2 separate regions of the Mus musculus genome follow, and region 1 is linked to region 2. A link is a contact called in ENCODE POLR2A ChIA-PET data. All regions are on one chromosome and are shown on one strand. The core of a region is the stretch at or near the end of the contact, and the rest is flanking DNA. Distances in the headings are between cores, read along the strand shown. Region 1 holds the start of Kat8 (K(lysine) acetyltransferase 8). Region 2 holds the start of Stx4a (syntaxin 4A (placental)).

What was found. ChIA-PET counts read pairs that join two places held with the same protein, here RNA polymerase II (POLR2A).
Region 1: POLR2A ChIA-PET joins it to region 2 with 20 read pairs in Patski. The contact joins the promoter of Kat8 here to the promoter of Stx4a in region 2. POLR2A ChIA-PET finds 5 or more read pairs at or near these places in 3 of 5 experiments (Patski and embryonic stem cell).

The regions. Positions count from the first base shown.
Region 1 is chr7:127,910,601-127,915,377 of GRCm38, forward strand. It overlaps Kat8 (K(lysine) acetyltransferase 8), which reads left to right and starts at 1,917. Exons shown (of 11, transcript NM_026370.2): 1 at 1,917-2,142; 2 at 4,628-4,702. The coding sequence starts at 1,932.
Region 2 is chr7:127,839,087-127,844,509 of GRCm38, forward strand. Stx4a (syntaxin 4A (placental)) reads left to right here and starts at 2,722. Exons shown (of 11, transcript NM_009294.3): 1 at 2,722-2,982; 2 at 3,178-3,279; 3 at 3,359-3,458; 4 at 3,598-3,672; 5 at 4,486-4,556. The coding sequence starts at 2,953.

The sequences.
Region 1 (4,777 bases), core at 667-3,166, 71 kb after region 2:
AGGCAGAGGCAGGCAGATTTCTGAGTTCGAGGCCAGCCTGGTCTACAGAGTGAGTTCCAGGACAGCCAGGGTTATACAGAGGAGCCCTGTCTCGAAAAACCAAAAAAAAAAAAAAAAAAAAAAAAGAAACCTTATGAAAACTGATCACCAAATTATGAATCAAAGAACTTTCAGAGAATGTCTAAATGAGATGTTTATCCAGCCCTACTCTGACTCAACACACTGTTGTGTGCTACTGTAAAAGTTACCAGTGCATGCTGGGTACGTAAAACCATGTGGCAGGAGCCAGTCAGTCTCAACAATAGAGCGTGAGAAAAGGAGCTTTATTCCAGTAAGCCAGCTAAGGAGGAACTGGCTGGCATTATCATCCCTAAAAAACAAAGGTCTTACAGTGCTGCTTCTTTTCATCGACTAGTTCGCCCACAACGCAGTTCCTAAAGTAGTATGCACTGGGCAAGCTATTAAAGGTGTCCGGTGCCCCAATACAGTAATTAAGGAAAACACGTGTGTGTGTGTGTGTGTGTGTGTGTGTGTGTGTGTAGAAAGGTGAAGTTAAACAGCAAATTAGACATGTGTTACTCCAATTCATCTACCAATAAGTTTACCTTGAATGCTGCTATATAGCTTATATAAAGCTATGACTTAACCATATGTATATATGGTTTAACCTTTACTGAGTCTCAGAGAATTGGTATTCTGTACTTGGAGGAGTGTCACTACAGATTCTCCAGGCACTGTCTCCCTGCTCAAACCCTTCTTGGCTGGAGATGTTCAGTGGTAGTGTTTGCCTAACATTAATGAAGCTTCGGGTACAATCTCTAGCAGTGCATGAACCTGGTGTGGTGCCATCCTAACCTCAACATTTGAAAGGTGGAGGTTAGACAACCACTCAAGGTTCTCCCTGGCCACGCTCGAGGTTTTTTGTTTTTGTTTTTCAAAGATTTATTTATTTATTATATGTAAATACATGTACACTGTAGCTGTTTTTAGACACTCCAGAAGAGGGTGTCACATCTTGTTATGGATGGTTGTGAGCCACCATGGGGTCTTAACTCGGGACCTTCATAAGAGCAGTCAGTGCTCTTAACTGCTGAGCCATCTCTCCAGCCCCGCTACATGAAATTCTTAAGAGAAAAGAAGTTGCCGGGCAGTGGTGGTGCAGGCCTTTAATTCCAGCACATGGGAGGCAGGGGCAGGCAGATTTCTGGTCTACAGAGTGAGTTCCAGGACAACCAAGGCTACACAGCGAAACCCGGTCTTGAAAAAAAAAGAGAGAGAAAGAGTGAGTAAGTTTATTTTGAAGGTAGTTTATTTGGCACACCTGTTCTTTTCCTGTCTCAACTGGTTTTTGCTCCCACCCTGAGCGAGAGACGCAAATATAGAGTGGGTAGCATATAAAAAGCCCTGGGTTTTGGCCCCAAGCATCCCATAAAACTTAATTCAGTGATAGAGTACAACTGTAATCCCCAGGATACTGCTGCACGTTCAATGAATTTCAGGCTAGCCTCTGAGAACCTTTCTCAAGAAATAGGAATGCTCGCCTTTAATCCCAGCATTCGGGAACCCAAGGCAGGAGGAGCTAGGTCAGCAAGTGTGTAGGCAGCCCGGGCTATGTCACAACAAACAACTCCACAAAAATAGCTAAGTCCGGGTGTGGCGGTGCACGTCTTTAAATACCAGGACTCAAAAGGCAGAAGCAGGTGGATCTCGAGGCCAGTATGGTCTACATAGCGAGTTCCAGGTCAGTTAGGACTGTAATTAGACCCTGTCTCAAGTTGGGCCAATTTTTAGCAACAACAGCCACACGCAGTACGCACAAAACAAAACCTTGCCACGTCACAACCTCCCCACCTCCAACACGCAAGACTATGCCCGCCCCCACTGATCCGGAAATAAAAGCGGCTCTCTGGCCGGTCACTTCCGGCACAGCAATGGCGGCACAGGGAGCTACAGCTGCAGTTGCTGCAACAACTTCAGGAACTGTAGGGGAGGGAGAGCCCGGCCCGGGGGAAAATGCAGCAGTCGAGGGGCCTGCCCGGTCCCCGGGCCGGGTCTCTCCGCCGACTCCGGCGCGTGGCGAACCAGAAGTCACCGTGGAGATCGGAGAAACGTACCTGTGCCGGCGGCCGGATAGCACCTGGCGTGAGGGCGGGGCCCAGGGCCTAGGGGCGGGATTTAGGGAATGGGCATGGCCTAGGAATGGGCGCTCTGTGGGGCTGGGAGTCTTGGGGCCAGGGTGGTGACTCAGGTAAGAAGGCGGGATTTCGGGAGCTGAGAAGCCCACTTTGTAATTGGAGGTTGGAGTCAGGCCATGCTTGTTTTCACCTGTAAAGCCACCAGTCAGCTGAATACAGAGTTGGCCTGTGAACATTCACTCTGGTTCGATTTCAGGCTTCATTTTTTTTTTTTTTTGCTATATCTGTTCCTTCATTGGTGTTTTGTTGTCTGTCTTTACATTTCTCTTGCCCCCTCATCGCCAGCAAAGAGGACAGCCCAGTTCCTAAAAACACGTTTCCTTATCTTCCTTATCTTTTCTTCCTTTTCTTTCCCTCTTCAAAATAAACCTCAAGCTGCTGGCTTCAAAATAAACTCCGAGCTGAGATGGCTCAGGACATAAAGGTATTTGTCACCAAGTCTGGTGATTTGAGTTCTGTCCCCAGGACCCACATGGTAGAAGGAGACAATGATTCTTACTGTTTGCCCTCAGAATCCATATAAGAGTATCCCCCACCCCCTAATACGATAAATACATCTAATTTAAACGAATAAATGTCGGTCATGGTGGCATACACCTTTAATCCCAGCCCTGGGAAGGCTGTGAGTTTGAGGCCAGCCTGGTCTGCATAGCAAGTTCCAGAAGAGCCAGGACTACATAGAGAGACCTTGTCTCAAAACATAATTAAACTCCTTAGACTGGGTTTGTTTGTTTTTTGTTTTGTTTTTTGTTTTTTCGAGACAGGGTTTCTCTGTGTAGCCCTGGCTGTCCTGGAACTCACTCTGTAGACCAGGCTGGCCTCGAACTCAGAAGAAATCCGCCTGCCTCTGCCTCCCAAGTGCTGGGATTAAAGGTGTCTGAGACCTTTCCAGTTTCTAGGCACTTCTAGTAAGGGCTATTGCCAGACCAATCTTGCTCTGCCCGCCAAAACTATGTGTTTATGTGCCTTTTATCACCTGCTCTTGCTATAAGTAATCTCATGTCTTCCTGGCTAGCTCTTACTCATCTCTTAATTTTTGTTTTTTAAAAAGTTATTTATTTATTTTTTATTATTATTTTTAAAATTTATTTATTTATTACATGTAAGTACACTGTAGCTGTCCTCAGACTCTCCAGAAGAGGGAGTCAGATCTCATTCTGGGTGGTTGTGAGCCACCATGTGGTTGCTGGGATTTGAACTTCAGACCTTCGGAAAAGCAGTCGGGTGTCTTACCCACTGAGCCATCTCACCAGCCCCTATTTATTTATTATATGTAAGTACACTGTAGCTGTCTTCAGACACCCCAGAAGAGGGTCTCAGATCTCATTACAGATGGTTATGAGCCACCATGTGGTTGCTGGGATTTGAACTCGGGACCTGCGGAAGAGCAGTCAATGCTCTTAACTACTGAGCCATCTCTCTCGCCCCTAGTCTCTCTTTTTTTTTTATTATTTTTTTTATTTTATTTATTTATTATATGTAAGTACACTGTAGTTGTCTTCAGATACACCAGAAGAGGGCATCAGATCTCATTAAGGGTGGTTGTGAGCCACCATGTGGTTGCTGGGATTTGAACTTCGGACCTTTGAAAGAGCAGTCGGGTGCCCTTACCCACTGAGCCATCTCACCAGCCCCCCTAGTCTCTTTATCTCCTGTGGTGATCCCATTCTAGACCCCTTCAGGCAAAGTCAGTTGCTTGCATGGTCTGGCACGTTTTTCTTTTTCGTACCTCAGCCATACTGGGTTTTTTTGTTTGTTTGTTTTTTGTTTTTTCGAGACAGGGTTTCTCTGTGTAGCCCTGGCTGTCCTGGAACTCACTCTGTAGACCAGGCTGGCCTCGAACTCAGAAGAAATCCGCCTGCCTCTGCCTCCCAAGTGCTGGGATTAAAGGTGTGCGCCACCACACCCGGCAGCCATACTGTTAAAATTATCTGCCTTTCTCTGTCAATGGGAAAACACTAGAGAACAAGATCTCTTGTGATTCCTCACTGTATCTTCTCACTGTGGCCAGCATTACATAGTGGAGCGCCAGACGAGCATTAATTTCTAGACATCTCTGCATCTGTCCCTGTGCTACAGACTAAAGCATGGTCACCCTTTTAGGTATTCTCCAGATGAAGGAACTAAAGCTCAGAAAGTCAAACCATGGGGCTACAGTCATTTAGGAAATGTGAAGGAAGCTTAAACTGTCTTAATCCCCAGCCAGCTCTCATGGCCCCCAAATGAGTGAATGAGCACTGACTTTGGAGGTAGTCTTAAACATGCTTAAATACCAGGTTTTCTCAGTTTTCAAATCTCTGGTCCTCTGTAACACCCCCTGTACCTCCCCCAAGTCCTAACCTGGCTCACCTTACAGGGTAAATGGCAGGTGTGGACAGATGGATCTGGAAATTACCCCTCAGATCCCCCCCCCTTTTTTTTTTTCTTGACAGATTCAGCAGAAGTGATCCAGTCTCGAGTGAATGACCAGGAAGGCCGAGAAGAATTCTATGTTCACTATGTGGGCTGTGAGTGCCTGGGGCCCTGGGGCCTGGGTGGAAGGAGGGAGGCAGTCAGTCAGTCCCTCACGGTGCGTCCTAACA
Region 2 (5,423 bases), core at 1,472-3,971:
ACTGTCAGACCAAGTTGTCAAAGGAGGAAATTGAATTTCAGAGGGAAACAATGAAATATTCAAGGCAGGGCTAGGTGACAGGTATCCAAGAGTCCCTCCACGCCCTTGTAATACTAACTAGAGAATGAGGTGGAGAAGAGAGTAGGAGAGAGTATGAGGCCGGCAGCAGTTAACCAGAGGCAGCAGCTAATATGCAAGCATACCCTTACAAAGTTCTTTTTTTGTTGGTTTTCTTTTTTTTTTTTTTTTTTTTTTAAAGATTTTTTATTTATTATTATAGTAAGTACACTGTAGCTATCTTCAGACACACCAGAAGAGGGAGTCAGATCTTGTTACAGATGGTTGTGAGCCACCATGTGGTTGCTGGGATTTGAACTCTGGACCTTCGGAAGAGCAGTCGGGTGCTCTTACCCACTGAGCCATCTCACCAGCCCCCTTTTGTTGGTTTTCTTTTGGGTCCCTGGCACCTGGGAAGACCGAGGACTTACATGTGGAGGCTATCAGAATCATGAGACCTTGAAAGTCAGACCCCACAGCAGGCAGTTTTCTCCACATTGTCTTCAGGGGACCAAACCAGGCAGACTGGGCTTCTGAAGAAACGCAGCAACACTGCATTCCCTGAGTGGGGTGGTCAGCGTCAGAGGATCCTCACTCCCTCCTTCCCAGTTCTAGGCGAGCTATACTCTAAAGGGGAAAGGACCAACGCCCCATGCATGGGGTCAGGCTGCATGTGACAATTTCCAGCCTTTTATCTAAAAGATTTAAAGATTTATTTATTTATTATATGCAATTACACTGTAGCTATCTTCAGACACCCCAGAAGAGGGTGTCAGATCTCATTACAGATGATTGTGAGCTACCATGTGGTTGTTGGGATTTGAACTCAGGACCTCAGGAAGAGCAGTTAGTGCTCTTAACCATTGAGCCATCTCTCCAGCCCTAAAGATTTTATTCATTTAATGTATATGAGTACACTGTTGCTATCTTCAGACACACCAGAAGAGGGCATCAGATCCCATGACAGATGGTTGTGAGCCACCATGTGGTTGCTGGGAATTGAACTCAGGACCTCTGGAAGAGCAGTCAGTGCTCTCAACCTCTTAACCGCTGAGCCCTACAATTTGCAGTCTTGATGACCTTCCCAGTCCTTTGCAGTCACCCCTAGTTCAGAGATGGGAGACCAAGGTCCAAAGACAAACATGACTCTCCAAAAGTCCATAGCAACTCAGAAATCTAGGCTTCTCGCCCAGAACCAGAAAGGGACTGACTATTGTTTCTTTTGATGAACTTTCAGGTATTCAAATACCCATTTTTAGCTGTTCTGACACCTGCTGAGGGACTTTGGGGGGTGCGGGGGGGGGGGAAGCTTCTATACAATAGAAGTTCCACAGGGCACAGGACTTTGGTCTGTTGGTCCTTGATATGTCGCTAGCCCATATCAGTATCTATTCCCTAGTATGTATGTGTCCAATAAATCTATCAAGTGAATGTATTTCTGGAGGGTCAAAGCTGGGGAAATGAAGTCGGGCAGTGGTGGTGCACGCCTTTAATCCCAGCACTCCGGAGGCAGAGGCAGGCGGATTTCTGAGTTCGAGGCCAGCCTGGTCTACAGAGTGAGTTCCAGGACAGCTAGGGCTACACAGAGAAACCCTGTCTCGAAAAACAAACAAACAAACAAACAAACAAACAAACAAATCTGGGGAAATGGCACCGTGAGAGAAGCGTAAAGAAGATCAGGAAGCCACGGGCTTTAGTTTCAAATACAGGAAAGGCTACTATTCGGATCAAATCTTCTATGCAGGACTGCTATGTGGCAGCTACCGAATTTGGTGTTGGGGATTCCGTTAAAGAAAAGCAAGTCATGCTGAGACGTCAGCTGTAAGGCAGGGCTGCGGAGGTAACAGTACATTTTTCTCAGTCTGAGCTGCTCTGGAATTGTCGTGCTGCTCAGAAGGTAGCGAGCTCAGCGGGACTGCAATGCTCACTCGGGGCATAGGCCGCCCACCTGTCAGAGGCTGTGCCAGGAGGACGCGGGGGAGCAGCGGGGGGAGCGCCACCTTGGCTGAGGTCACTTCCCACCCCCAGATTCTCTGCCTACAAAACCCTGCAATTCCCTGACGCTGGAGACTCGGGTCTTATTATTTCCTGATTTCCAAGGTCTCATGATACTGACAGCCCCAAATGCAAGTCTTCACTTTGCCCACGCCCGAGGACCCAAAATTAAAACAACAAAAAAGTGAATTCTACAGAGCATCCTTAGTAGGTGGCTGAGAGTAGGCAGTGTACCCTTCCCCACCTCGAAGAAGCTGTTGGGGCACAGCTCAGACGCTGGGGTGTCGGGGACGTCGCGAGACTGAAGCCCGAGACGTCGCTGACAGGCCGGAACACATGACTGGCGGTCGGGCGTGCAGCCCGCGGAGCTGGGCCCGGCCTGTCACGTGATGAGGGGGCGCCATGGGGTGATGTGAGATACGAGGCTCTCAGACTGCGTGCAAATGACGCATTCCCAACCCTTTGGGCAACTAGATCTCGGCTCCAATATGAGATGTTCCGGTAGTGGGGGGGGGGGGAGCAGCGGGGCGGGCTCTGGACTCAGGCAGCCTCGCTTCCGTTCGGCTGCCACTGCTTCCGACCTCCGCCTTTCCCTCTAGCGAGGACGAGCCGAGCCCTCGCGCGCATGCTCGGAGTCATCCCCCGAGGGGCGGGGCGGCAGCTGCGGGAGCAGGATGGGGGGAAGAGAAGGGAATTCCAACCTGTAGAACTTTGGGGGTCCTATGATCGGGTTCTTCCCCACGACTGTGGATGGTGAAAGGGGTGGGGCCTTTGGCGGCTCCGGGGTGTACTGGAGTTCGCTGGGTGAGGGAGGGGGTGTCAAGTGTGAGAGAGGTGCAGGACTTCCAAATTTAGAACCTTGAGGCCCTTTGGGCTCGGGTCCAGGGCACTCCGACCACCATGCGCGACAGGACCCACGAGTTGAGGCAGGTGAGAAACCGGGATGGTGAGGACACCCTGGAGTGAGGAGAAGCGGGGCCGGGCGGGCGCGCTGGAGTGAGGACTCCTGGTTTTGGGTCCCGGGCGGGTGGCTGATGGCCAGGAAGGAAAATCCCGGAAGCCCATGGTTCCTGCGGGGCGAGAACCGCAGCGAGCAACTGTCGCCAATGACTCCGGCCCTGGCAGGGGGATAACATCTCAGACGATGAAGATGAGGTTCGAGTCGCGCTGGTGGTGCACTCAGGTGCTGCCCGGTTGGGCAGCCCGGACGACGAGTTCTTCCAGAAGGTAAGGGTCAGGAGAACCGAGGAGTAGGGCGGACTAGAGTGACACTTAAGTCTTCAGCCCTCTTGGTGATCCTTCCTAGGTGCAGACAATTCGGCAGACTATGGCCAAACTGGAGAGTAAAGTCCGGGAGTTGGAGAAACAGCAGGTCACCATCCTGGCCACGCCTCTTCCCGAGGAGAGTAAGCGAAACCTAGGGCTCACGCACGCCAGCCCGGTGGACTATGGGGGATGTAGTTTTATTCAGGTGATGGCCAGGATGGGTTTGGTTTTGGTTTGTGGGAGAGGCTGTGATTTAGAAGTGTTGGCTTTCTCGTTTAGGCATGAAGCAGGGCCTGCAGAACCTGCGAGAGGAGATCAAACAGCTGGGGAGAGAGGTCCGGGCGCAGCTAAAAGGTGAATGAATTTCAAGGGTCTCAGCCATATCTTTCCCTTTGATTCAGCCCAGTTGCTGGTGTATCTAGTTGTTGTATACAGTCAAGTGATAGATCCAGGTCACACAGCAGACTTGGGTCTAGGATCTCTGTCCCATGGCATCAAAGCCATGGTACTTTGCAGAGCACATTATGGCCTCTCAGATTCCTTTATTATTATTTTAAGTTTAAATTCAAAATTACTTACTGCTCTCATCCTTTCAGGCCAGTGTGTATTCTTTGGGCAAGCAGATGAGAGGTTCCTCCACGCTTGTGGGAACCCACTGGTGTAATTCAAAGAAAAACATATCTCAGAAATTCAGAATTCGCCCCCTTCTCCTCTCCCTTCTCTCTTCTCACCTACTCCTCCACCTCTTCCTCCTATATAGACCAGGATGGCCTCAAATGCACGGAGATCCATCTTTCTCTGCCTCTTGAGTGCTGAGATTAAATTAAAAGCTCGCTCCTTCTTTTTTCTTCTCCTCCTCCTCCATTATGCATTACTACCAGAAGGCATTCCTGTTCATAGTCACTATGTAATAAAAATGTTAGAAAACAAGAAACTCCTTACTACGTAGCTGGAATGTAGATGTGGCCCTGATCTGGTCTCCAATCACTTTTTAAAAATTCACTTAAAATATTTTATTATATGGCTTACACTTTTATTAATGGGTTTGTGTGTGTTCAATATGTAGATCAGGCTAACCTCCAACAGAATGCAGCTGGTCTCCCAAACAATGTTTGTAAGTCTCAGGAGGAACCCCTCTTCCCATCCATCCTTGTGTCTCTCCCACAGCCATAGAGCCCCAGAAGGAGGAAGCTGATGAGAATTACAACTCAGTCAACACAAGGATGAAGAAAACCCAGGTGGGTTGTACTTTCCTAGGACCAAGGGATTTCATTCATTGTTTCTTAGGTTCCTGCATGGTGACTTAGAGGCCCTTGATTCTAGGATCTCTGTCCTGATGCTTTTCCATATAAAAAAGCTTATGCTCAAGAGAGGAAGAACTGGGTGCAGGCAGAGAACCAAATCTCCAAATGCTGAATCCATTAGAACCCCCTGCCTCCTCCAGTCAAAGAGAATTGGCTGTGTCAGACATGACTTAGGCCTGGCTGTGAGACACATACTTTCCCAAGCCTGAGACGGGGAGTTTGGACTGAATAGGGGACAAAGACATTTCTCATGTAGGACTTAGTGCCTTATCATTCTACTCAAGGGAAGAAGAACTAGAAATAAAAACAAGCAGGGTTGGAAAGACGGCACCGAGGTTAGGAGCAGTGGCTGCTCTTCCTTCCAGAGGACATCCTTGGCCCCATAGATAGAGTTCAGAGATGAAAGAGTGGCAGAATGAAGGATGTGAGAGGACCCTGTTGCACTGTGGTAGTGGCACGGTGACACCGAGGTACACGAGCAAACCTGCAGTCTACACGGCAACACTGACATTCACCAAGCCTTCAACACATGCACACTGAGTGCTTGTACACCCTCTGAACTAACCATTCTACCCTTGAGACTTAGGTCCTATAGGGCCAGACAGTCACCAAATAAGGAAATTATTTTCACTTTTCCTTACTGAGACAGGGTCTCACTAACCAGCTCTCGCTGGCCTGGAGCTCACTACATAGGTAAGGCTGCCCTCAAACTCAGATCTACTTGTATCTGTCTCCCCAATGCTAGGATCAAGGTATAGGACACCACACTGGGCTTACATCATTTCATAATCTAATAATGAG